Regions from separate parts of the Homo sapiens genome. Here region 2 is linked to region 1. Evidence: chromatin contacts called from ENCODE Hi-C or POLR2A ChIA-PET data. All regions are on one chromosome and are shown on one strand. The core of a region is the stretch at or near the end of the contact, and the rest is flanking DNA. Distances in the headings are between cores, read along the strand shown. Region 1 overlaps CCDC6 (coiled-coil domain containing 6). Region 2 overlaps ARID5B (AT-rich interaction domain 5B).

Region 1 (2,629 bases), core at 68-2,567:
CATATTAGTACAGTCTTTGCATTTCTCTCAAGGGGGTGGATAAGCATCATTTCTTGTGTTTATAAGAGCCATTTGTATTCTTTTTCTGTACCTGCCTAGTTGATATCCTTTCTTGTTTGTCTTTGGGGACCTTGGTCTTTCTCTTACCCATTTTTCTTAGAACTCTATATGTTACAATGACTTGCTCTTGTTTTTCAATTTTGAGTTGCAAAAAAATTTCCCACCTGTCAATTGTCTTTTGACTTGGCTTTTGGTGTTTTTTGGCCACAGTGAAAATTTTTATTTTTATGGTTTCTTGATGTCATTTATAATCTACAGGAAATATTGCTAACATTTTATGGTAAAACCTTTCTGTATATTTACTTCTTTGGAAAAAAGTAGGACAGACTGCTTTTGTGTTTTTGTTTAAATGATAGTGCATTTAAGACAGATTCAGAAGAGTGTGTAGAAGTAGCGATGCCAGATATTCTTTTAAATTGCATAAACAATTGAACTCACAACTGCACATTAGATACATCTCCTGGTGTCTTTTTTCCTCATTCTTGTCTGTATAACACTTTATATTTCATATGAGATCTTGAATTAGGATAATTTCCTCTGACTAGTTGATCAATTACTGAATTGTTTATTTTGGATACTATTATTGTAGCCTCCTTCTTCCTCCAGAAGCTGCTGCTTAAATGGATTCAAGTGTAATTGGCATTATTTTTCTATCCTGGTCCGTTTCGGGCTCTGTTTATCTGGTGGTTTTATTTTACTCTGCAGTATTTTCCATTTCCCCTGCTTAAAGATAGATTTAAAGCTGCAGACCTTAAATGTAATCTTCTTTCATATTGGCCGGTCTTCTTTGTTCATCTCACAGATATTACAAATAACGTATATATTACAAAACTTTGTTCATTCTGCTAATATTTCTGAGGTTATTCTGTATATAAGGCTGTTCTATGCATTGTGCTAAGAGGTTTTGAGACAGTTCCTGCCTCTGGCAGCTGATATTCTAGTTGGGGGGGCGGGGGGCGGGGTTGGAAATAGACATCAGACAACTGATTTCACAGTTATAGAATTGAAGCTGTGATAAATCCTTCAAAAGATGTGTTTCTTGGAGGATATGATGGGGGGAACCAGACCAGTTTAAGGCAGCCAACGGAGCTTCCCTGAAGTGACATGTAGGCTGCAATCCCCTGTATATCTTTTTTGGAGTTAACCATGAAGAGAATTGGTAAAAAAATGTTCTGGGCCCAGGGAAGAGGCTATGCAAAAAATCCTGAAAGCGACAGAACTGCAGGGCAGGTTTGAGGAACTGAAAGACGAGTTGTGGTCAGAGTGAGATCGGGATGTGGCCTGAAGCTGGAAGTAGGTGGGGCCAGGTCTGATAGGGCTCTCAGTCCTGAATCTTGAATTGGACCTGCATTAGACCACTCTTGAATTAGACTTGAATTATTCCTTGAATTTAATTCAAGGGGTAATGTTGGCATATGTGCTTTTAAATTAGGAGTAGGTTTTTAAATTCGGGGGACCATGCCAGTCTAGAACTTTCTTTAGTTGAATAAATTTGACCTGCAAAAATGGTACTTTAATCCATTCTCTTACAGTTTTTCATTAGGATGTGTTTTTGCCAACAGCCTTGGTGTTTTAAAATCTAGATGTGGCAAAATAATTTACTGCTTGTTAAGCAAACCTCCTGACATGGCTGGGGTATTGAAAAAAGAATGAAGATGGAAGTATTGTAGATATAACAAATGTATCCAAACTAGATTTCGCTCTTCCTTTCCCTGATTCACACGTATTCTCTGTCCTTTCTTTCCTTTTCTCCTTTTCTTTTCTTCCTTCCTTCCTTCCTTTCTTTCCTTTCTTTCTGTTGTTGTTGTTGTTACGGAGTCTCGCTCTGTCACCCAGGCTGGAGTGCGGTGGCACGATCTCAACTCACTGCAACCTCTGTCTCCCGGGTTCAAGCAGTTCTCCTTCCTCAGCCTCCCAAGCAGCTGGGACTACAGGCGTGTGTCACCATGCCTGGCTAATTTTTGTATTTTTAGTAGAGATGGGGTTTCACCATGTTGGCCAGGCTGGTCTCAAATTCCTGACTTCAAGTGATCTGCCCGCCTCGGCCTCCCAAAGTGCTGGGATTATAGGCATGACCCACTGCACCGGGCCACCTTATGCCCTAAGTGTTTTTCTGGATACATATTATGCAAATACAAGTGTGTGCCTATATTGTCCTCTTAAAAGGATACCCAGCGATGGGAGCACATTGTACATGCTGTTCTATATCTTGATTTTTTTTTTCTACTTTACACATCTCATGAGTTTTATCCCCAGCACTGGGTATAGAATTGCCCCATTCTTTTCAAGGGCTTGCTGTAAAGTATTCTGGGAACTGGGCGCACTCTCTTTAACTCTTCCTCTGTTGATTGTTTTCAGTCTCCTTCTTTCTATAAAGCAAGTTAAAGGAAACATTCTTTTAACAATGTTTTTAACAAGTCTTAGCAATGGTTTTTATTATCTGTAGGATAATCTAGGAGTAGAGTTGCCAGTTTTTAGAGTATGTGCTTTTGAAATTTTGTTTGTATTCACTTGGGCAGCAGTAAGTCATCTTTTGCTTATTGTCGTCGCTGTCTCGACCTGAAATCCT
Region 2 (2,629 bases), core at 60-2,559, 2.1 Mb before region 1:
GGAAAATGCAGCAGAGCATATGACTAAATAGCTTGAATTGGTTGAAAGTGTTTAAAATTCCAAAGTTGTACATCAACTTTATCAATTCGTGGTTATAGCTCTATGTAAATGTGTACTGTGTCCTGCCGTATTTTTCAATCTCTCTTAAGGTAGTAAACTTAGTACCCAAAGTTAGTACACATCAAAGGGGAAAACACATTTGCAGTTAAACTGATGTTGAAGAGTTGGAGTCAGGGAAGATCAGTTGTGTGTGCGTGTGTGTGTGTGTGTGTGTGTGTGTGTGTATCTCCCTTCCTCATCAAAGCTGTTAAATTGGAGGCATGCCAAAACAAGGAGTGGAAAATATTAATAATAAAAATAAATTAAATGCCTGATTAAAAGGGAAAGAGAACAAGATTCCATCCGGAATAGAAATGAAAATGCCACAAACTATTTCATAAAAACAAACTGTGACGTAAATTACACATCAGTATTGCACTGTTGTGGTTATTTTGAGAAATGGTTTGTACTGTAAGTCAGCTGGTGCTGCCCCACCCTTAATGATTTTGTAATTCTCGACACAGTAAGCAAGTGGGGCAGCCCTGAGATTGCTGAGACAGAAAACAGAACTAGCCATACAGAACTGGCAATAAAAAGATAATGTACTTTTAACATAACAGAACAAGGAGATTGGCTTGGCTTTATTAACTAAAAAAAAACTACTTTAAATGGTCCCCAGCTTGCCATTTGTTTTGCTAAATGGAAACACAGATCTTCCCAGGATAGGCAACGAAAACATCACTGGAGAACTTAAAAAAAAGTAAATGTGGGAAAAATATATCAGTACATGGATGCAAACAAAACAAAGAATATTTCAAACCCAAAACCAAGGGTTTGAACCAGCTGTTTTCAAAAGCAAACCACTTAAAATAGAGGCATAGACAAATACAAAAATATGTATCAAAATGTTACTATCAGCTTTTGCCCTCACTATTGCTTCATCACTCAAGAAAAAAAACATCACAAAACTAAACTATAACCAAACACTGCTACCACTCTGAGTAACAAATGAACGCAGTGGGAAGAAAGCCAACTCCACCTCCAAGGTTGTCCCAAAGGGTCACTGAATTCTAAGCCACGACCGGGAGCCACTTTTTATCTTGAGAATTTTGCAGCTTATTGCCATAGGGTTCATCTTAGCCACATTTAAATTTAAATGTCACACTAGACAGGGATTATGCAACAGGTGAGACTTCATGGCCAGATTGACATGTAGGTAAAGTTGTTACCACATATGAGGTGTTATTCTATGGGGCCTGACTTACCTTAACTTGCTTCCCCGTCACATGGGTTAAACTTTGGCTAGAGTCAGCCATTCACTTTTTTTTTTTTTGAGACAGAGTTTCGCTATTGTTGCCCAGGCTGGAGTGCCATAGCGTGATCTCAGCTCACCGCAACCTCCACCTCCTGGGTTCAAGCGATTCTCCTACCTCAGCCTCCCCAGTAGCTGGGATTACAGGTATGCGCCACCACACCCAGCTAATTTTTTTGTATTTTTAGTAGAGACAGGGTTTCTCCATGGTATTTAAGCTGGTCTCGAACTCCCGACTTCAGGTGATCCGCCCACCTCAGCCTCCCAAAGTGCTGGGATTACAGGCGTGAGCCACCGTGCCTGGCCTCCACAATGATTTTTTAACCATAATACCAAAAGCACATAAGAAAACAACAAACAATAGACAACTGGACTTCATCAAAATTAAAAGCTTTTGTGCATCAATGGACACTATCAATAAAGTGAAAAGACAGTCTTGGAGAGGGGGAAAATATTTGCAAAGCATATACCTGATAAGGGATTAATAACTAGAATACATAAAGAACTCCTGCAACTCAGTAACAAAAAGACAAACCAATTTAAAAATGGCAAAGGACTTTGATGATTCTCCAAAGAATATATATAAATGGCATCTTAAAAAATGCTCTTCATTAGGGAAATGTAAAGCAAAACCACAGTGAGATATTACTTCACACCCAGTAGGATGACTATTATAAAAATGAAAAGAAAAAAATCCCAAGTGTTGGCAAGGATGTGGAGAAATAGGAACCCCTGTGCATTGTTGGTGGGAATGTAAAATGGTGCAGCCATGATGAAAAAGTATGGGACTTCCTTAAAAATTTATATACAGAATTGCCATGTGATAATTCCACTCCTAGGTATATACTCCAAAGAATTAAAAACAAGGACTCAAAAACAGTTATTTACATACCAATGTTGATTGTAGCATTATCACAAAATAGCCAAAAGGTAGAAACAACCCAATAGTTCCTCAATAGATGAACAGATAACAAAATTTGGTGTGTGTGTGTGTGTGTGTGTGTGTGTGTGTACAGGATAAATATTGTGATTCCACTTATACGAGGTATTTAAAAGTGGAATCACAAAACAGGGTGACTCATAGAGACAGAAAATAGAATAGAAGTTGCTAGGTGCAGGGGGTCTAGGAGGGTTGGAAGGAATGGAGAGCTATTGCTTAATGCATACAAAGTTTTTGTTAGGAATGGTGAAAAAGTTCTAGAAATAGATAGTGGTGACAGTTACACAATATTGTGAATGTACTTAATGCCACTGAATTGTGCACTTAAAAATGGTTAA

The links. A loop is a pair of places that touch in the nucleus more often than their neighbours do. ChIA-PET counts read pairs that join two places held with the same protein, here RNA polymerase II (POLR2A). Pooled maps may share reads with other maps.
Region 2: a loop to region 1 is called in a pooled map, with 5 times the contacts of the local background. The contact joins two enhancer-like sites. A Hi-C loop is called at or near these places in 1 of 37 single-sample maps with no recorded cell type and 5 of 50 pooled maps. POLR2A ChIA-PET finds 5 or more read pairs at or near these places in 1 of 52 experiments (activated B cell).

The regions. Positions count from the first base shown.
Region 1 is chr10:59,884,304-59,886,932 of GRCh38, reverse strand. The region is part of intron 1 of CCDC6 (coiled-coil domain containing 6); the gene reads left to right. Among named protein-coding and RNA genes, the nearest start is that of CCDC6, 21 kb to the left of the region's middle. Within about 2 kb of position 1,317, at least 2 of the 41 ENCODE cell types and tissues checked have a DNase peak (open chromatin) inside an H3K27ac peak, as active enhancers do.
Region 2 is chr10:61,990,776-61,993,404 of GRCh38, reverse strand. All of the region lies in intron 3 of ARID5B (AT-rich interaction domain 5B), which reads right to left. Among named protein-coding and RNA genes, the nearest start is that of ARID5B, 90 kb to the right of the region's middle. Within about 2 kb of position 1,309, at least 26 of the 41 ENCODE cell types and tissues checked have a DNase peak (open chromatin) inside an H3K27ac peak, as active enhancers do.